Regions from separate parts of the Homo sapiens genome. Here regions 2 and 3 are each linked to region 1. Evidence: chromatin loops called from intact Hi-C (ENCODE). Cell type or tissue: mammary epithelial cell. All regions are shown on one strand. Links, peaks and the distances in the headings refer to the core of each region. The heading gives the core; the rest is flanking DNA.

Region 1 (7,328 bases), core at 1,514-6,513:
AGCCTCCCAAAGTGCTGGGATTACAGGTGTGAACCACCACACCTGGCCTTTTCAGTATTTGCCTTTTCTCAGAGTCCTATCAGGTCTCTTATTGTTAGTTTCTGGGATAACTTGTGTTTTTCTTTTAAAGATACTCTGCCCTGGATTTACTAATTTGCTTACTATATATTGACTGCATTCCATGCATCAAGAGCTGTACTGAGTGGTGGGGATTTAAAGAAGATAACAAATCTCTTATCCCTAAAGAATTCACTCCTTGGGGTAAGAGACTCACACAAATAACACATAAAAAATGTGAAAAGTTAATGTAAAAGTATTGTGAAAGGCTCTGGGAAGGAAACAGTTAATTGTGGACTATCAGGGAAAACTAAAAAGGGAATGCGCTTGCCCTTTGAGTTGAGCTTTAAGGACAACATGACAATATGGGATGGGAAGTAGACGGGGGCATTTCTGGGAGAGGAATAGTGCGAACAGTGGGTTGGAGGTGTGACGGAATGTTAAGTGGTCCAGTTTAACTCAAATTCAGGGCATTTAAGGAGATTATAGAAAATGAGAATAGTGGCCCGATGCGGTGGCTCACTCCTGTAATCCCAGCACTTTGGGAGGTCAAGGCGGCCAGATCACCTGAGGCCAGGAGTTCGAGACCAACATGGTGAAAACCCATCTCTACTAAAAATACAAAAAATTAGCTGGGTGTGGTGGCGGGCAACTGTAATCTCAGCTACTCTGGAGGCTGAGGAAGGAGAATCACTTGAACCTGGGAGGCGAAGGTTGCAGTAAGCCAAGATCGCACCATTGCACTCCAGCCTGGGCAACAAAAGCGAAACTCTGTCTCAGAAAAAAAAAAAAAAGAGAATAAGATAGTAATTTCTATCCTATTTTAAGGAGGTAAAGATTAGAGGAGGAAGTTTGAAGAGAGTGGTATAGCTTTGAAACAGCCATTTTGCAGAATGAAAAAGGGAGTTCACTAGGAATAATGACATCAGCTACTATTTATGAGTGCTTACTATGTGCTAGGCATTCTGCTAGGTTCACCATATATCTTGATGAACTAAGCAGCCATGGTCCTTGTTCTCATATGGAGCCTACAATCTAGTAGGGGAGATAGAAAACAAATAGGTATATTCTTTTTGGGGTGTGTAGGGGGACAGGGTCTCATTCTGTCACCCAGATAGAGTATAGCGGTATGATCACTGCTTATGGCAGCCTTGACCTCCAGGGCTCAAGTGATCCTCCTGCCTCAGCCTCCCAAGTAGCTGGGACCACAGATGGAAGCCCCCATGCCTTGCTAATTTTTTATTTACTTATTTATTTTTTTGAGATGGAGTTTCGCTCTTGTTGCCCAGGCTGGAGTGCAATGGCGCGATCTCGGCTCACAGCAACCTCTGCCTCCCAGGTTCAAGCGATTCTCCTGCCTCAGCCTCCCTAGTAGCTGGGATTACAGGCATGTGCCACCACACCCAGCTAATTTTGTACTTTTAGTAGAGACAGGGTTTCTACTAAACCTGTTGTTCAGGCTGGTTGCGAACTCCCCACCTCAGGTGATTAGCCTGCCTTGGCCTCCCAAAGTGCTGGGCTTATAGGCGTGAGTCACTGCTCCTGGCCTGCTAATTTATTTTTATATTTTGTAGAGAGACGGGTCTCCCTATTTTGCCCAGGCTGGTTTTAAACTCCTCTTGTTTTTTCAGACAGGGTCTCACTGCGTCACCCGGGCTGGAGTGCAGTGGCGTGATCTGGCTCACTGCAGCCTCAACCTCTTGGGCTCAAGCAATCCTCCCACCTCAGCCTCCCAAGTAGCTAGAACTACAGACATGCACCACCACATCCAGCTAATTTTGTTTATTTTTTGTAGAGACAAAGTCTCACTATGTTGCCCAGGCTGGTTTCCAACTCCTCAACTCGAGTGATTCTCCCACCTTGTCCTCCCAAAGTGCTAGGATTACAGAGGTGAGCCACCTTGCCCGGCCTAGATTAGTATTTTTTTACATAGGTCTGGAGACTATGGGCCAGCCGCGGCAACTCACACCTGTAATCCCAGTGCTTTGGGAGGCCGAGGCGGGCAGATCACCTGAAGTCAGGAGTTCAAGACCAGCCTGGCCAACATGGAGAAACTCCATCTCTACTAAAAATACAAAAATTAGCCCGGCGTAGTGGTGGGTGCCTGTAATCCCAGATACTCAGGAGGCTGAGGCAGGGAGAATTGCTTGAACCCGGGAGGTGGAGGTTGCAGTGAGCTGAGATCACGTCACTGCATCCAGCCTGGGAGACAAAGCAAGAAAAAAAAAGAGGAGACCTATGGAGTTTTGAAATAATAAGATATTGAATAAAATGGCATTCATTGGGCAATTGTCTCTTATACAAAATGCCTAAGTAGGGTCTCTATAAAAAACTGTAATTAAAGGGGAGTGAAAACAAACCCTTTGCTTACAGTTTCAGTGGGTTTAATGAAAATTTATTTATATGGATGAGCCAGTCCACCCCACATGCAATTTGTATTTAATGTATTTGGATTTAGAGTTCTTGCAAACAAATTCAAAAACACTAGAATAGATTCATTGTGTCTCCTCTTTTCTATAGGAGAGGCAGTACAACCTAATTGTTAAATTGAGGGCATTAACATTAGACAGACCTGGTTTTGATTCTTGCTCAGCCACTTCCTAGCCCTGGGACCTTAGGCAAGTTATTCAACCTCTCTAGGCCTAGTTTTCTCATTAGTGCTGTGCAGATAACAAAAGAACCTATTTCAAAGGACTGTGTTGTAAATATTAAATGAAAAATTAAAGCATTTAGCCCAGTGCCTGGAAGGCAGTCACTGACACATTCCATTGCAGAAAGACATAATAGAAACAATATAATATCAAACACTTATTATGCCAGCTACTGTGCTAAGTACTTTAAATTCATTATTTCATTTAATCCTTTGAGATAGGTATTATTTCTTATTCGCATTTCACTTGAGGAAAGGGTGGTTTAAGGAATTTCAGTAATCAGAGAACTATAAAAACATCCAGTTAGCACAATCACCCTCAGGTGTGCACGTGTAATTTGATGCAAACATATGCATGCATACAAATGCAAGAATATTTACATACTCATTATTGCCTGTACCATGTTTCCTGGCACTTCCACCTGGATTGATGGTGCTGTAATAACATAGTGGCATTAGTGGAACTGGCTGGAAGAGCACCCACTCAACCAGAATGGGTGTTTTATTGGAAAGAGTGATGCATTGCAAAAGGCCCAACTCTGTCTCTACCTTGCCCTCAGACCTTGAATAAGTCATTTGACTAAATCTTTGGGCCTCAGTTTCCTCATCTGTAAAATAAGGGGGCTGGCTCAGGTCTACTCTAATCAGCTCTGAATCAAAAGCAGCCCTCAATCCTGCCACCTTGTATAGGCAGTTCTATACAAACACACTCGCCCCCATGGCAACGGCCACTCAGCTCTCAGAAGCACTGGTATGCCGCTCTACTCCAGCCAACAGTACTATTTCCATCGCAAATTCCTGGGTGAATAGAGGGCTTGGATGGGGGAGGGATCTGTTCATCAGTAATCTTAAAGCCCCTGGCATTAAAAGAAAGTCTAGAATAAATTGTCTGTGGGTGGTGCATATGTGCTAAATCAGAAACAGCATCAGCATTTAATTCACAATATTATCCTTCTAGGAGGTGGAGGAGCTATCTTAGCTGAGGTGAAATTTAGAGGGTCACTTTGCCACTGAAGTGCTGAGTCAATGAGTGGAGGAAACTGTGACCCAAGTTATTTAAAATTGGGGAGGATGCCAAAAGAACATTGCCAGAGGGTGTTTAAATCAATCTGGATTTTTGAGAAGCAATTCCAGTGTTTATTTCCAAGCTACATAGATAGACTCTCTTATTATCTTATCACAGCAGACACTTATCAGAACTTCATCTTGGAAGCACAGAGGCTGTAGGGCAAATGGACTGAGAATAAAGATGCAAGAAAAAGAGAACATCTCTTTTCAAAAAAAGGAGGAGATATCCTTGAGAAGGCTGCCCTATATCTGCTCTACCCTCTATTTTCAAGCCTTCACCAAGTTGTTTCTAGAGTCTGTTGCTGATAATGGTGAAATGGTGACGATGACAATGATGAATTCATGGCAAGGATTAGCTCTTGCCTTTTCTTCCTCCACATTGCATAGATTTGAGCCAAAGGGGGCACTATTCTTTTATAACTCAGATGAAAAGGAAGTAGATGCTCACTTAAGATAGAGTTTGAATTGCCTTTCTCACAAGGAGTGGTTCCAGGAGAAATGTAATAGGCACTACACTAGGTTTCCAGCTGAGGGCAGCCGTGTTAGCCTTTGCTGACTCCTTACGGCTGCCTACTGAGAGATCTGCAGAGGAAAGGCACTGAAAACAGGCAAACAATGTGAAGGTGGACTGGGAGTTTAGAAATCAGGCTGGTGAGAGTTTCCAGAAGAAGGCTGTCTGTAGTTAGAGACCGACCTGTGTCCATGAGCTGGGGGAATCCCGGAATGAATGGATGGTCTTTGCTGAGGATTGTATGAGCAGCAAAACTTTCTGAGCTATGACGTGCAGGGCAAATCAAAGCTGGCTGCTCCTTACAAACCTGTGGAGTTGGACTTGCTGTTTTTCCTCTTGCCACTAGAGGGTAGAATATGAAAAGAAGATTAGCATGTTTTCATCCTTGCCTAGTTAGCCCTGTAGGAATTCTAAGTGTTAAAGGATAAGAAATCTTGATCTTGCTAACACATATATCTGTCCAAGCTATTTCCTGGCTTACACATGTTCAATGGCTCCCTAAAGTTTCCAGAATAAAGTCTGAGTTGATGAGAATGGCATACAAGCTCTTCCCAAATTCGCCTTGGTCTTCCCTCATAACTCTGCCCTTCAGTCCCCTGCTCTTCATCTACAATACAAATCCTTGGGGAAGTAGTGTGGTAGAAGGAACATAGGTGTCGGAGACAACTGGAAGTCAGTTAATCATCCCAGACCACTTATTTTCCATCAGTACCACATGCAACTCACCACTAATTCCTGTCTATTCTATCTCTTAGAGAAACTCTTTGAGGGCAGGGACCATGTCTACTTTGCTCAAATTTGTATCTTTTTTTTTTTTTTTGAGACAGAGTCTCGCTCTGTCACCCAGGCTGCAATGTGCAGTGGTGCAATCTCGGCTCACTGTAACCTCCGCCTCCCGGGTTCACGCCATTCTCCTGCCTCAGCCTTCCGAGTAGCTGGGACTACAGGCGCCTGTCACCTCGCCCGGCTAATTTTTTTTATTTTTAGTAGAGATGAGGTTTCACCATGTTAGCCACGATAGTCTCAATCTCCTGACCTCGTGATCCATGCACCTTGGCCTCCCAAAGTGCTGGGATTACAGGTGTGAGCCACTGTGCCCAGCCTCAAATTTGTATCTTTACTGCCTAGCACTCTTCATGGGAGCTCATTCAATATTTATTGATCAAAATAATAAATGAATGATTACATCCATAGCACTGTTGTCCTCCTAGTCCAAGTTAATACCATCTCTCACCTGGTCTGCAGTGGGGTCCCAAGTGGTCTCCCTACGTCTCCTTTTGCTCATTACAATCCATTTTATACTCTGCAGCAAGAATGATCTTTCCCAAATGCAATTTTGCTTTAAAACCCTTCAATGGCTTCCCATTGCTCTTAAAATAAATACCGTTATATTCTGAATATGACCCACAAAGTAAATATAATTTCATTTATTAGCAGTTTGGCCACTTGCTAGTTATGTGATTATTAGTAAATTAGTAAATCTCACTGAGTTTTGGTTTCCTCATCTTAAAAATGTAAACAATAGGCCGGGCACAGTGGCTCACACCTGTAATCCCACTTTGGGAGGCCGAGGCAGGCAGATCATTTGAGGTCAGGAGTTGGAGACCAGCCTGGCCAACATGGTGAAACCCCATCTCTAGTAAAAATACAGAAAATTAGCTGGGCGTGGTGACAGGTGCCTGTAATCCCAGCTACTAGGGAGGCTGAGGCAGGAGAATCACTTGAACTTGGGAGATAGAGGTTGCAGTGAGCCGAGATTGTGCCACTGCACTCCAGCCTGGGTGACAGAGCGAGACTACATCTCAAAAAAAAAAAAAAAAAGAGGACCGGCACGGTGGCTGGCGCCTGTAATCCTAGCACTTTGTGAGGCTGAGGCAGGTGGATCACCTGAGCTCAGGAATTTGAGACCAGCCTGGGCAACAGGGTGAAACCCTGTCTGTACTAAAAATACAAAAAAAGAAAAAAAAAATCGGCTGGGCATGGTGGCACATGTCTGTATTCCCAGCTACTGGGGAGGCTGAAGCAGAAGAATCACTTGAACCCAGGAGGTGGAGGTTACAGTGAGCCGAGATTGTGCCATTGCACTTCAGCCTGGGCGACAGAGCAAGACTTCATCTCAAAATATATATATATGAACAATAATTATTCCTACCTCATAGAATTGTTGAGAAGGTTAAATAAACTAATACATACAAAATAATGAGCACAGTGTTCCGTTCTGTGTTCAGTAAATGGTAACTACAGTTTTTAGCACCTGAATGACATAGTCCCTGTATATCTCTTGCTATTCCCCCTCATTTTCTGGCAGTCTCATTAAGTTTCTTTCAGATCCTGGAATCCCATGCTCTTTTTTTTTTTTTTTTTTTTGGTCCAGGCTGGAGTGCAATGGCAATGGCGCGATCTTGGCTTACTGCAACTTCCATCTCCCAGGTTCAAGCGATTCTCCTGTCTCAGCCTCCCAAGTAGCTGGGATTACAGTAGCCCGCTACCACGCCCAGCTAATTTTTTTTTTTTTTTTTGAGATGGAGTTTCACTCTTGTTGCCCAGGCTGGGGTGCAATGGCGCGATCTCAGCTTACTGCAACTTCTGCCTCCTGGGTTCAAGCAATTCTCCTGCCTCAGCCTCCTGAGTAGCTGGGATTACAAGCATGTGCCAGCAAGCCCACCTAATTTTTTGTTTTGTTTTGTTTTGTTTTGTTTTGTTTTGTTTTTTGAGACGGAGTCTCCCTCTGTCACTCAGGCTAAAGTGCAGTGGTGTGATCTCGGCTCACTGCCACCTCTGCCTCCCAGGTTCAAGCAATTCTCCTGCCTCAGCCTCCTGAGTAGCTGGGATTACTCAGCTACTCAGCACGTGCCACCACGCCCAGCTAATTTTTGTATTTTTAGTAGAAACGGGGTTTCAACATGTTGGTTAGGCTGGTCTCGAACTCCTCCCCTCGTGATCCACCTGCCTCGGCCTCCCAAAGTGCTGGGATTACAGGTGTGAGCCACCGCGCCCCCAGCTAACTTTTTGTATTTTTAGTAGAGAAGGGGTTTCACTATG
Region 2 (7,328 bases), core at 1,825-6,824, 250 kb before region 1:
TGGGGTTTTGCCATGTTGGCCAGGCTGTTCTTGAGCTCCTGACCTCAGGTGATCCACCCACCTCAGCCTCCCGAAGTGCTGGGATTACAGGCGTGAGCCACCGCACCCAACCTGCATCTTGTTTTTTAAGTCTTTTTTTTTTAAGATAGGGTCTCGCTCTGTTGCCCAGGCTGGAGTGCAGTGGCGCAATCACAGCTCGCTGCAGCCTTAACCTCCCAGGTTCAAGTGACCCTCCCATTTCAGCCTCCCAAGTAGCTGGGACCACAGGCGTGCACTACCACATCTGGCTCAATTAAGCAGGTGCATCTTATTCCCAAGGTGCTCAATCAGATACCAGATCCCTCTAGGATCAAATGGGGGACAGAAACCAGAATGAGGTGGAAGAAGACAGGCCCAGCTCCCAAAGGGGCCCTGCTGCTCTGCCCAGACCCCAGGTGCCTGCCTTCTGGAAATGGGAGCTTGTGGTGAGGTATTTAGCATGGGAGGGAATCAGCCTTGGCTGGGCCTTACTTTACTGACAAGCCAGTCCTCTGCTAGGTGAAATCGGCCCGAGAGAAGCCCCGAGCATGAATCTCAGAAAGTGGGAAGTAAGGCTGAGGCCCAGCAGTAGAGTTAGGACAACCCCAGGGTTGGGAGAGTGAAGGGAACTGGGCAGAAAGCTGGACTGGCCCCATCCAGGGCAGGAGGCCCTGAGGGCAGAATGGTGATGCCTCTGGATAGTGCAGGCCAACCCTGCCCATGCCTGGGTCAATTTTGTTAGGGTAGAATCCCAGGAAAATGAGGCATGGGAGAGAGCCTGATGTCTAGGTCATGAAATCATGTGGCCTGTGTCCTACTACCCCGAGTCCTGGGCAGCACTCTCACCTGAATGGAGGCTGAGGCCACCTGGCCAGCTTGGTCAAAGTCCAGGGAGAGGATCTGGGAGAAGCGGGTGGCATTGCCATTAATGATGGTGGGGCTGTTCCCAAAGGCTTCCAGGAGGGTGTACAGAGCCTGCCACTTCTCCACTGCAGAATACAGGCCCAAGGGGATATCAGGAAAGCCAGGGGCAGCTTATCCCCCAGCTAGGAGCTACCCCAGAGGTATGAAGGCTTGGGGCCATTCAGACCAGAACTGCCCGTGGACAGAGGGGTTTCGGGGGGATGGAAAGGCCAGGGAGAAAAAGAGCTGGCACTTAAGAGGGTGCTCTCTCCTCACTCCCCTCCCCTCACCCCACTTTCAGTTTTCTCCCTTGTCCCTGCCTCACCAGAAAACACCTTGTTCCCGCTGATGCCCGCGATGGTGGCCAGGTACTGCACCAGATGCTGGCAGCTGGTGGTCTTGCCACTGCCACTACTGCCCAGGAGGATGATTGACTGATCCTGACGGCTCATCAGCATCGCCCTGTATGCGGTCTGGGCCACTGCATAGATGTGGGGTGCCATGTCCTCCCGCCGACAACCCTTGAACATGTGCATCACCTTGGGCAGGAGAGCAAGGGAGAGAAGGGGTTGGCTCTTAGCTGATCCCATTAAGACACCCCTCACCCCCAAGGTCCACATCTTTCTGGATTTTCCCTCCTGTAGTGCCCAGGGATTCCAAGGCCAAGGCCATGCATGGAAATGAAGACACTAAGTCCTGGACTCCATCAAAGGTTGTGGGGAGGTCCTGTCCCCCATCTCTTGAAATGACTCCTCTTCCCAAGGTCAACTGTGAGAGTGGACAGGAGCCCAGTGGGGTGCCACAGGGGAAGGGCAGAGAGCCAGGGCAGGGGGTGGGACCAGGAGTCTGCAGGGTAGCCTTGAGGGTGCTGCACCTTCTCAGAGTACACAGCAGGGGCCCCACGGGGGCCAAGAACCAGCAGGCTGGGGCCAGCATACGTGTGCAGCAGGCTAGCGCCATAGCGCTGGCGCAAGGTGTGCAGGACGCTGGACTCATTGAGGTACACCAGTGAGGCCAGATCCTCCAGACGGTCGCAGGAGGGAGCATTAGCCTGTGTGGGAGGACAGGCGGGTGGGTATTAGAGCAGCAGAGCCCATCTCCGCTGCCAGAGGATGGGCCTGCCCTGCCCAGTGCACTCCTGAGCCTCCTCCCCCACACCCAGCCCCCTGCCCACCTACCTTCTCAACGTCATCCTCATCCACATCCAGGATGGCCCCATCGTGGTCCAGCTTCACACGCACCTTCCCCTCAGGCAAGTTGAGCTCCTCAGATTTGAGTTGACTGGCTGCAGGGGAGGGACAGACAGCTGGGATGGGCCTGGGAAGCCTCTGCTACTCCACTTGGGAACTTCTCGGTCCTATCCTCCCCCCCACTGCATCACCAGCCTCTCCTTGCTCACTGCTCAGCCCTCACCAGATGCAGAAGGCACATTCGCTGCCCAGCCCTGAGACCAGTGAGTCCTGACATGTGCCCCCAGACCCTCTGAGACTCACCCAGTGAGAAGCCGTCCCTATGGACCAGCCACACCTTCTCCGTCTCATTCCAGGCCTCTTCTGCTGCAATCTGTTCTTCTGTTTTCGCCTGTCAGAGAGAGAGAAGAATAAACAGGCCCTGCTATGGAAGACAGGGACAAGGACAGCCGTAGAGGGGAGACAAGTGAGGGCATGGGCTTTGAGACAAGCCACTGGGCAAGGAATGAGTTAGGTGACAGACACAGAACACAGGGACATCAGAGGTGTCTGGGAAAGAGGGTGGGGAAGCTAGGAGGCAAGGGTGGCTCTAAGGAGCCCTGAGGACAGGACACAAAGGCTAGAGACCGTACCATCAGTGAGGGTCTGGCAAGACAGGGACACAGGGATCTTGTGCCCAGGAAAGAGGAGACCCCAGGAAAGCAAATCACCAGGTTCTCCCTCAGCCACCCTCTGCTCCTCCACCCTGTCAAGCCCAGGAGATCAGTGTCCTGAGTCCAAGGCCCTAGACCCTAGCCACAGCTACTAGGATCTTCCGTGCCCAGCTTCTCCCTTCATCCAAATGATAGGGCCTCCTTTGCCAAGCTGGGAGAGGGCATGTCCTCAGATCTCAGCGGGGAGTCGCCTGGACTTCGCAGTACAGAATGATAGGTGGGCTCAGAGCCCTGGCCTCAGCCCTGGCCCTCCCCTCCAGAGGGTGCTCTACCCGGACCGGGGGACAGTGCCCAGGTGCACACATCAGCCTCCCTGCTCCTTCTCCATGCCGCCATCAGCAAAGACCCCTGTCACACAGACCTAGTGGACACGCTAATGCCATACAAAGGCACGAGGCAGTGCGGCCAGAGATATGGGGGTAGGGGCAGCCCTGCCCTGTCAAACACAGGGAGAGGCTTACACGTTATACAGATGGGCACAGGAGTGGTGTAAAGGGGCTAGAAGCCCCCAGAGGCCTCAGGAGGTCACCAACTCAGACATAAGCATTCATAGGTACTGACGGTGTGGGGCTGTCAAACCTGGCACCCTCTAAGAAGGACACTTGAACTGGGAAGAAACGGTGTCTGGGGGAGCTGGGGAAACAGACGAGGGACCCAGGGCCCATCGGGCTCCTCTTGTTGTGTGTGGGCGAAATGGCAGCAAGGTCATCCCGTGCCCCGGGTGGGGGATGGGCACCCCAGTGGCATGGACCCACCCTCAGGTTAGCCCGAGCCCCTACACTCTCGGAGGGCCCCAGCTGTGAGGCACAGTCAGCCTGAAACCTGAGGCCCAGGCATGGACACTGGCTGGGTCCTGACCCCCTGGGTGAGAAATCAGGAAAAGATAAGAAAACATAAGAAGTATGTTCTTTGTCACATTTCTTGGAGTTGAAAGTAAAGGAGACGTGGGCTCTCCTCTCAGGTTGGCTTCTGGCTTTAGACAGATCCCTCCAGTGCTGGACGGCCCTTCCCCAGATTGGAGTAGGAGGGCTGGGCTGCACCAGTGGCTCCCAGATCTCCGGGTTTCATGGACCCATGAAATAACTCTGAATAGGAGGATCACCACGTGGCTGGCCACATTTTGGTGTGTTAAGTGAGGACATTAAAAAGGCTAGTTCTTTATATTTGAAGAACTATAACTATAAAAATCATGGCCAGGTGCAGTGGCTCACACCTGTAATCACAGCACTTTGGGAGGCTGAGGTGGGTGGATCACGAGGTCAGGAGATCGAGACCATCCTGGCTAACACAGTGAAACCCTGTCTCCACTAAAAATACAAAAAATTAGCTGGGCATGGTGGCGGGCACCTGTAGTCCCAGCTACTTGGGAGGCTGAGGCAGGAGAATGGCGTGAACCCAGGAGGTGGAGCTTGCAGTGAGCCGAGATTGCGCCACTGCAGTTCAGCCTGGGCGACAGAGCGAGACTCCATCTCAAAAAAAAAAAAAATCATTACAATGTTGTATATATATATTTTTTCTCAAATCACATAAGACAGGGGAGACCTTTATGTTGAATAGACACCTTCTATGGGCCAGGTATTTGGGGACTGATGAATAAGGTGACATCATAGCCTGTAACTAACTCCCTTAAAGCTCATCTGAAAATGGGTTTCTCACATTGGCCAGGAGGTGGAGACAGAGAATGTCTCACGTTCAGGCATGGGCTGGGAAGAGGGCAGAGATTCTGCCTTTCCAGCTTTCTCTCTCCAGAGTGAGCAGAGTTGAAACACCTAGAACTCAACCAGGCCCCCCTTGGGCTCCAGTGGCTGAGAACCACATGCCACATGGGCCCAACTTGAAGGGCGACACTCGGTCTAGATGCTCCCCAGGGGCCTGACACAGAGCTGCACCATCTCAAGCTCCCGGCACTACCTCCCGCTGGGGTCCTCCCAGACACAGGGTGGGAGCCTGGAGGGGAAAGAGGCCTTACACTCCAGCAGGAGGCCCGAGCACAGACGCCAGCCCAGGTGCAGGCCAGTGGGGCTAGGTGGTCACTGGAGGGAGCGGAGGGCTCCTGAGTGGGGGGAGAGCACCCTACCTGGCTGTGGGCATGAGAGGCGGCCTCAGAGTCCAGCTACCGACAGCAAGCAAAGGAGAGAGAGAGAAGAAGGGTGAAGATAAGCAGACCACTGGCACGCCCCCTTCAGCAAGTGCTCCTGAGTCAAGTGGGCCGGCACTCTCTAGTTGTCCAAGGCTCGGGGTGAAGGTGGGGGAGCTTGGTGCCAGGACCTGGGACCTGGCCTGAGCAGGTGAACTGCACCCAGTCAAGGAGAGGCCAGGAAGGTGAAGAGACACTAGTGACCATCAGGCCTCTCAGAGGAGATGCTCCTCTAAGTCATTCCCGGTGGCCCGGGCAGGAGTCTGCCACTCTGCCTCTGGCCGCAGTCTCTCCTGGGCTGGCCATCCGGTCTATTCTGAATCAGGCTCCCTCTTCTGTGTGTCTACCAGGTCAGGCCACCTCACCACACCCAAGGCCTGGGCCCCCTGCCAGCCTCTTGCCTTATCTCCAGAGCATTTCTCAGCCTAGCTCCCCTGTGGCCACCAGCACAGAGCTGTTCCTTGCCTTCTAACACAGCCCAAGGGTGCCACTCCCTAGGCCAAGGGCTGTGTTCAGAGCTGTCGCCCTGCACCTCTCATAGAACACAGCTCCCAGCAGCTTGCAGTCTAGAATCTCTTCCTCAACCCCGACGTACCCTATAGCACTCCCACCTCTGCCAGCCAGGCACACCGACCCCATCTAGATCCAACCTGGGGACCACTTGACAGCTGCCCAAGAGCAAAGGCACTGTGGGCAAACCCTGTGGCCAGCCGTGACCTCTCTGGTTACTTAAAGCCCTGAAAAGCCTTTCTGGGGAGGAAGGCAAGTCAACCAGGACTTGGATGTTACCTGTTAGAAATCGGCAAGGAGTTATCAGGCCCCACCTGGGTCTAGAGAGCCAGGTCACCAAAAATAGCGACAGCAACCTTCCTTACCACCCGCCAGGCCCTGACACCAACACATGTCCTCGAGGCAGGACAATGTGGCCAGAGAAAGGGACTGGGCCCTGAGCGAGGAGGGGTGCCCTCCCACATGCACAGGACTTTGGGCTCTCTGGAGGAACCACTCTCCCCAGAGCACTTCTCTCATTTCTTTAAGAGAGAGCCCAACATGAGGGCCCACAGGCCGCCATGGAGCCATCTTCATGGTCAGCGCGCCTACAGACACACACAGGGTCCTGCCGCCAGCCTCAGGAAGAGGGCGGCCAGGGACTGGGACCCACACACAAGAGTGGCATTACAGAAGCTGTGAAGATCCTCTCCAGCCGCTGGTGGGCCTCTTCCACGGGGGTCAGCTGGACCTTGGCAGCTCCTGCCTAAAGGTTAAACCACTATTAGTCCCAGCCCAGAAATGGAGAGGCCACAGCATGCGGAGCTCCCAGCCCAGGAAGCCACTGGGACCCACTAGGGAAGGGGAGCAGCGCCAGGGAGCAAGCCGCGCGGCAATCTGAGTTTTTAAACCATCAGATTAGAAAAAAAAGAACAAGTGCCTGGGAGTTCTGGGGTTATTTCTTCCCACCTGCCTATCTTGAGCACCAAATGGCCCTATTATCCCACTTGCCCTCTGGACCCTTCCCCAGGCCCAGGTGACAGGTGGCTAAACTCCAGGTCAGGGCATGTCTCAGCTCCCATCTCCTCCCTTGTGAGAGGAGGAGGGACGGGGAGGAGGGACGGGGAGGAGGGAGGGGAGGGCAGCCGCCCGGGAACAGGACCACGACACTCCCCACCTGCTTATGGGTTCTCCAGAGCGACCAACAGTTCTGCCCATACCCTGCCCAAAATGCCCATGCCAGCTCCTCCCTGTGAGCAGGAACAGGCACTTCCCTGATTCACAGAGTGGGCCAGGTGGGTGGGGGAAGCGGCGGCTGGCTTTTCTCTAAGTGCTGCAATGCCCAGGAAGAATGGGGAGCAACAAGGCTCCCCAGGTCCCAGGAGGTAACAGTCAGGGAGGGCCTCAAGGCCTCTCAGGCTATTCCCCCATACCCTCCAGACCCCTCTCCTTCCAGCCAGAAGGAGCCTGCATGAGCACAGGGAAGTAGTGGCAAAACTTGATGCTCCTCTCCCACACCCTGGGAGGCCTCAGCAGGGTCCAAAAAAGGGAAGCTTGAAGAGAACTGTCCCCAACTCAGAGGCCAGCCAAGAAGGCAACACTTTCCAAGGGAAAGAGGCTGGACTGACCCTCCCTCCTGCTTCTCAGCCTCCTGCCCCACCCAGAGAACACTTTCTGGGAAGATAGGGTTGCCCCTATATCCCAAGGGGCCCACTGTACCCATCTGCCATCCAAGCACAGGGCTCCTCAAGAGTCCTGCTGCCAGATGGTCATGCTGGCCAGGCCTAAAGAAGGCAGTGATGGCAGTGAGGGCATCAATAACAACTGTTATTAGCACCACTATCAACGCTACCATTTATGGAGCACCCACCATGCCAG
Region 3 (7,328 bases), core at 1-5,000, 170 kb after region 1:
AGATGCAGCTGCAGCAGGAACTGGAGCTGTTGAATGCGTATCAGAGCAAAATCAAGATGCAAGCTGAGGCACAACATGATCGAGAGCTTCGCGAGCTTGAACAGAGGGTCTCCCTCCGGAGGGCACTCTTAGAACAAAAGGTATAAGTAATAGAAGGAAAAATCATTGTTTTCGAATTAGCTTTTGTCAGAAGCGTTTTATAAATATATTTTCATGTTGGCAGAGGTCACATTAGATTTCTTTCACAATACCACATTTCCTGAATTCTAGTTATGGCAGCAGATTTTTCTTTAAAATTACTGATTCACTGATGAACCTTATCATTAATGAGCTCCAGAAATCAAGGGAATATAATTAAGTAGTAATTGCTAGAGAAAAGATATGGGTGTGTGAAGACAGTCAGCTGAATTTGAGAGTAGCAGATATGGCTCTATTTTCCTCACTTCTGTGTTCCTAGCTTGCTCTACCTAAGGAGGTTGGAGAAGGACTTAACTAGTGAAGAAAGAGAGCTGCATTAATTGCCTGAGAGAGCCAGGGACAAAGGATCAGGAATATTACCTTACTCATACATCCTTGGCCTGGAGCTATACAGATTGGTAGAGGATTACTGAGGGACAGAAGGTAAAATTAGTTCCACACAGGTGAAAAGTCAGGCTGAAAAAATGTTATTTCTAGATGCACATCTTTACTTTTTTCTGAATTATTCTTGTCAGATATATTGGAAAATAGAACTAGAATCCCCAAATTTCCATCCTTCAGGATACTAAGGTGTGTGTGTGTGTGTGTGTGTGTGTGTGTGTGTGTATTAGGGAAAGGGCGATGGACAGAAGATTTTGAGAGGTAAAGAGAAGAAAGGCATTTGTTGCAAGAAGTGGTAGATTAGGCTGGGCTTAGGCCTCCCAGCACTTTGGGAAGCCAAGGCGGGAAGATCGTCTGAGCTCAGGAGTTCGAGACCAGCCTGGGCAACACAGGGAGACCCTATCTCTACAAATATTTAAAAATTAGCTGAGTGTGGTGGCTCACTCCTGTGGTCCCAGCTACTTGGGAGGCTGAGGTGGGAAGATGGATTGAGCCTAGAAGGTTGAGGCTTCAGTAAGCCATGGCTGCACCACTGCACTCTAGCCTGGGCAACAGGCAAGATCCTGTCTCAAAATAAATAAATAAATAAATAAAACAGTGGTCGATTATCAATTGTATCCAGGATTCAGAGATACATTCCAGAACTCTTGAGTCTTAAATTCCCAACAGCTGATGTAGTCTTAGGTCCGTCGGTTATCGCATTTAATACTTACCTAATGATCTTCCTAAAGTTGTCATTGTTTCTGGACCATAGGCCTGTAGATTTTTCCTCTATTTCCTATAGTTCCTGTGATAAAAATAGAATGCCTTATTAAAGTAAAAAATATCTTTTAAACCAGGTGTTGTGGCTCATGCTTGTAATCCCAGCACTTGGGAGGCGGAGGCAAGCAGATCGCTTGAGCTCAGGAGTTCAAGACCAGCCTGGGCAACATGGCAAAACCCTGCCTCTACAAAAAATACAAAAATTGGCCAAGTGTGGTGTCAGACACCTATAGTCCCAGCGACTAGGGAGGTTTAAGGTGAGAGGATCACTTGAGCCCAGGAGGTTGAGGCTGCAGTGAGCTGAGATCATGCCACTGCACTCCAGCCTGGGTTACAAAGCGAGACCCTGTCTCAAAAAAACAAAAAAAATCTTTAAAAAAATCACCTAAATAAGATATAAGATGTTACTATTTCTCTAGCACAGCTGTCTTTATTACTGGCTTCTTTGAGAGGTATTTGCATCTAAATATTATCTCAATTTTATTTCTCATTCAAGATGAGAAAGATAAGGCCAGGCACAGTGGCTCACGCCTGTAATCCCAGCACTTTGGGAGGCCGAGGGTTGGGGGAGCAGATCGCCTGTGGTCAGGAGTTCAAGACCAGCCTGGCCAACATAGTGAAACACCATCTCTACTGAAAATACAAAAATTAACCAGGCGTGGTGGCAGGCGCCTGTAATCCCAGCTACTCCAGAGGTTGAGGCAGGAGAATCCCTTGAATCTGGGAGGCAGAGGTTGCAGTGAGCCGAGATGGCGCCACTGCACTCCAGCCTGGGCAACAGAGCGAGACTCTGTCTCAAAAAATAAGATGAGAGGCCGGGGCATGGTGGCTCACACCTGTAATCCCAGCACTTTGGGAGGCCAAGGCGGGCGGATCACGAGGTCAGGGGAGATCGAAACCATCCTGGCTAACACGGTGAAACCCCGTCTCTACTAAAAATACAAAAAATTAACCCGGGCATGATGGCGGGTGCCTATAGTCCCAACTACTTGGGAGGCTGAGGCAAGAGAATGGCGTGAACCTGGGAGGCGGAGGTTGCAGTGATCCAAGATCACGCCACTGCACTCCAGCCTGGGCAACAGAGCAAGACTCCATCTCAAAAAATAAATAAATAAATAAGATGAGAAAGATAGAAACATAAATCTTGAAAAATATAGCTTCTTCCATGTGCAAATTTCCTAAATCCATGTCATTCAAACTTTTTTTTTTTTTTTTTGAGACGGAGTCTGGCTGTGTGGCCCAGGCTGGAGTGCAGTGGCGTGATCTCTGCTCACTGCAAGCTCCACCTCCCGGGTTTACGCCATTCTCCTGCCTCAGCCTCCCGAGTACCTGGGACTACAGGTGCCCACCACCACACCTGGCTAATTTTTTTGTATTTTCAGTAGAGACAGGGTTTCACCGTGTTAGCCAGGATGGTCTCGATCTCCTGACCTCGTGATCCGCCTGCCTCGGCCTCCCAAAATGCTGGGATTACAGGCGTGAGCCACAGCGCCCGGCCATCTCATTCCATCTTTTATATTTGAAATTTAATCTAAAGTTCTCTCTTAGGATTCAGTATTATCACTAAATGGAAAACTCCCTATAATATTTCAAGAATGGTGTTATGAGAGAAATATTGGCACTATTAAAGTATGGTTATAATTTTAGCTCCACCTAGTGGTTAACAGTTAAACAGCACTAATTAGCATCTTAGTCTTATTTAATATCCTAACCAAAAACTGCATGTTAATACAAAGCCATTACAATGCAGGCATAAAATCAGTACTCATTGGTGAAGGTACAGTGACACTTTTATACAGTGTTAATACATCTTGGAAAGCAATTTGGAGTTGGGTGTATATATACTTGTTTGTTTTTTTTCAAGTGTCAACAGAGACTCACTCTGTTGCCCAGGCTAGAGTCCAGTGGTACAATCTCAGCTCACTGCGTTCTCCATTTCCCAAGGCTCAAGCGGTCCTCCTACCTCAGCCTCACAACTACAGGCATGCACCACCATGACCACTGATTTTTTTTTTTTTTTTTTGGAGGGGGCAAGGATAGAAATGGGGTTTCTCCATGTTGCCCAGGCTGGTCTCAAACTCCTAGGCTCAAGCAATCTGTCCACCTCGGCCTCCCAAAGTGCTGAGATTACAGGCATGAGCCACTGCGCCTGGAGTTGTATATTTAGCCTTGTAAATGTTAAGTGTTTAAAACTTTGAGGAAAAGAAATCCAAATTACAGGAAAAAAGGAAAAGAAATCCAAATTACAGGAAAAAAAAACTGCATAAATATGTTAATTATAACAACTTTATAATAGTTTAAAACAACCTAACTATTTAAAATAGAGATACGGCTGGGTGTGGCGGCTCACGCCTGTAATCCCAGCACTTTGGGAGGCTGAGGCAGGCAGATCACAAGGTCAGGAGTTCAAGACCAGCCTGGCCAACGTGGTGAAACCCCGTCTCTACTAAAAATACAAAAATTAGCTCGGCATGGTGGTGCGTGCCTGTAATTCCAGCTACTTGGGAGGCTGAGGCAAGGGAATCGCTTCAACCTGGGAGGCAGAGGTTGCAGTGAGCTGAGATCACGCCACTGCACTCCAGCCTGGCGACAGAGCAAGACTCCATCTCAAAAAAAAAAAAAAAAAAAAGGTAAACATGGCCAAGCCAATAAAAAAATCTTATTCAGCCATTTAAATGATGTCTGCAAAACCAGTATTAATATGGAAAAATGTTTATGGTGTGTTGAACAAAATTTTAAAAGACAAATCCTACTTGAAGTAATGTTAGTAGTGGCTATGTTAATGTGATAGGTTGATTTTTTTCTCTGTTTCTTTTTTAAAATATGGTTTTATTCATTTCATAATGGAAAAATGCATACAATTATTTAGTATTTAAAAGAGTAAAAGAACAATAGGATGGTACATCTATAGTGCTTCAAGATGTTACTTGGTTTTTATGGCTAATATTTTGCCTTTCAAGCAAAGTATGTGACTACAAGGCAGGCTGGGGTCAATTAGCAATCACTAAGACCCTGTACCTCTCTACAAAAACTTTGTAAAATCCTAAAAGCTGTGATTTCTGCACTTTATGCTTGCCGGTTGTACATACATATAAGAAGGAGACATCTGAAAATAAATAGAAATGGAACTGGAGTGAATGTTAGTTGATTCTAGATGAAAAATCATTCTGTTTGAAGATTGTTGTAAGTCTCCAAGTGAACCAAAAATTGTTCATTTAGTTTGAGACAAAATGAGCCTCACATGTACATGAAGTCTTGTTTCAATGTTTCTCATCCTTCATTTACATTAAATTTTTAGATAACAACACAACTATAAATGTTAAATTATATGTGAAATATATATATATGAAAAGTAGTAGCATTTCCAGAGTATAAATGACCTTTTTTTAATCATCTCATTTAATTTTCTCTCAAGATTTCACTTAGTATTAACATCATGGTTAGTAGTGTTTTTAAGTAAGAATTAAAATTTGGGGGTGGGTGCAGTGGCTTACACTGTAATCCCAGCACTTCGGAAGGCCGAGTGGGGCGGATCACTTGGTGCTCAGGAGTTTGAGACCAGCCTTGGCAACATGATGAAACCCCGTCTCTACAAAAAAAAAATACAAAAATTAGTTGGATATAGTGGTGTGCGCCTGTAGTACCAGCTCCTCTGGAGGCTGAGGTGTGGAGGATTGCTTGAACCTGAGAGGTAGAGGTTGCAGTGAGCCAAGATTGCACCACTGCACTCCAGCCTGGGCAACAGACCAGACCCTGTCTCAGAAAACAACAAACAAACATATTTTTGTGTAGGAAACAAAAAATTGCAGAAGAGGCCGGATCGCTTGAGATCAGGAGTTTGAGAGCAGCCTAGGCAACATGGTGAAACCTCCTCTCTACCAAAAATACAAAAAATTAGCTGGGTGTGGTGGTGCATGCCTGTTTTTTGTTTTGTTTTGTTTTTTGTTTTTTTGAGATGGAGTTTCACTCTTGTTGCCCACGCTGGAGTGCAATGGCACTATCTCGGCTCACAGCAACCTCCGGCTCCCGGGTTCAAGCAATTCTCCTGCTTCAGCCTCCCGAGTAGCTGGGATTACAGGCATGTGCCACCATGCCCGGCTAATCATGTATTTTTACTAGAGATGGGATTTCTCCATGTTGGTCAGGCTGGTCTCGAACTCCCGACCTCAGGTGATCCTCGTACCTCAGCCTCCCAAAGCTCTTGGGATTACAGGCGTGAGCCACTGCACCCAGCCAATTTTTGTATTTTTAGTAGAAATACCCAGTTACCCAGGAGGATAAGGTGGGAGGATAGCCTGAGCCTGGGAGGTGGAGGTTGCAGCGAGCCACGATCGCGCCACTGCACTCCAGCCTGGGTGACAGAGCAAGACCCTGTCTCGAAAAAAAGCAAAAATTGCAGTAGAATGTGGCAAAATATAATAACAGATTTATAAAGTATAGCAGAAATACAAAAGTATAGGAGTGATGTACTCTATAGCGGAGGGAAAGTGGGGCAAAGAAATCTCAGGGAGATGGTATAAAGAGTGCTTTCTGAAGGAAGAATAGGTTAACCAGAAACACAAGGAATGTGTAAAGGCATGGAGAAATGATAAAATAAGAAATGTTTGGGAGAAATTACAAACAGGCCAGGATGGACTGGAGTAAGAAGAGTTTGAAAATTGTTATTCTAAAACATGTTATTAAAGAGGCATTAGGCATTTTTTATGAAGGTTGAAGGAGGACTTAAACATGGAATATTCTTCTCAGGGAAAGATACCAAATGTCTGTATGTCTGTACCATCTTCTTTGAGACTTATTTGCTCCACTTTTCCTCCCCTATAGAGCAAACCGTTCAATACTTTTTTCTGTTTTTGTTTGTTTGTTTGTTTGTTTGTTTGTTTTGAGACTAAGTCCCATTCTATTGCCCAGGCTGGAGTGCAGTAGCCCCATCTTGGCTCACTGCAACCTTCGCCTCCCAAGTTCAAGTGATTCTCCTGCCTCAGACTCCTGAGTAGCTGGGATTACAGGCACCTGCCACCACTCCCGGCTAATTTTTCTTTTTGTTTTTGGGTTGTTTGTTTTTTGTTTTTGTTTTTATTTTTGTTTTGAGATGGAGTTTCACTCTTTTTGCCCAGGCTTGAGTGCAATGGTGCTATCTCTTCTCACCGCAACCTCCGCCTCCTAGGTTCAAGCGATTCTTCTGCTTCAGTCTCCCGAGTAGCTGGGATTACAGGCATGTGCCACCACGCCCGGCTAATTTTGTATTTTTACTAGAGACGGGGTTTCTCCATGTTGGTCAGGCTGGTCTCGAACTCCCAACCTCAAGTGATCTGCCTGCCTCAGCCTCCCAAAGTGCTGGGATTACAGTCGTGAGCCACTGTGCCCGGCCAATTTTTGTATTTTTAGTAGAGACGAGGTTTCACCATCTTGGCCAGGCTGGTCTCAAACTCCTGGCCTGAAGTGATCCACCCACCTCGGCCTCCCAAAATGTTGAGATTACTAGGCATGAGCCACCACGCCCGGCCTTGATACATTTTTTATTTCTGTAGTACCTTATAAATATCTTAACCCATTCTATTGCAATTTTTTATTTGTATTTGCTTCCCATGAAAAAAATTTTTGTTTTGTTTATTTGTTTGTTTGTTTTGAGATGGAGTCTCAGTCTGTCGCCGAGGCTGGAGTGCAGTGGTGTGATCTCTGCTCACTGCAGCCTCTGCCTGCCAGGTTCAAGTGATTCTCCTGCCTCAGCCTCCCAAGAAGCAGGGATTACAGACGTGTGCCACCGCGCCTGGCTAATTTTTGTATTTTTAGTAGAGATGGGGTTTCACCATGTTGGCCAGGCTGGTCTCGAACTTCTGACCTCAAGTGATCTACCCGCCTCAGCCTCCCAAAGTGCTGAGATTATGGGCGTGATCCACCGCGCCCGGCCTAGATAGGACTTTTGACTTTAATGTAATCATAATTCCACTGTGATATCTAACAGAATTCATAATAATTTTTAAATGCAT

Evidence for each region. Peaks named below come from ENCODE experiments on the same cell type or tissue, not always from the same donor. Only the 100,000 strongest peaks of a DNase experiment are listed, where the experiment ranks them.
Region 2: a loop joins it to region 1, with 21 times the contacts of the local background. A loop is called at or near these places in 5 of 110 quality-filtered maps.
Region 3: a loop joins it to region 1, with 12 times the contacts of the local background. A loop is called at or near these places in 100 of 110 quality-filtered maps.

The regions. Positions count from the first base shown.
Region 1 is chr17:29,365,678-29,373,005 of GRCh38, forward strand. No RefSeq gene overlaps it. Among named protein-coding and RNA genes, the nearest start is that of TAOK1, 21 kb to the right of the region's middle. RefSeq lists a silencer at 4,214-4,508 and an enhancer at 4,348-4,607. In mammary epithelial cell, for the core only: CTCF peaks have their summits at 4,276 (motif pointing right) and 4,636 (motif pointing right); a DNase peak (open chromatin) is centred at 4,564; H3K4me3 peaks cover 207 bases; H3K27ac peaks cover 264 bases.
Region 2 is chr17:29,119,752-29,127,079 of GRCh38, forward strand. MYO18A (myosin XVIIIA) reads right to left here. Exons shown (of 42, transcript NM_078471.4): 3 at 2,415-2,502; 4 at 2,100-2,206; 5 at 1,796-1,972; 6 at 1,247-1,460; 7 at 865-1,007. Among named protein-coding and RNA genes, the nearest start is that of MYO18A, 57 kb to the right of the region's middle. In mammary epithelial cell, for the core only: a CTCF peak has its summit at 4,494 (motif pointing right); a DNase peak (open chromatin) is centred at 4,500.
Region 3 is chr17:29,534,161-29,541,488 of GRCh38, forward strand. TAOK1 (TAO kinase 1) reads left to right here. Exons shown (of 20, transcript NM_020791.4): 19 at 1-140. Among named protein-coding and RNA genes, the nearest start is that of ABHD15, 29 kb to the right of the region's middle. In mammary epithelial cell, for the core only: a CTCF peak has its summit at 2,998 (motif pointing left); no DNase peak of the experiment used is centred there.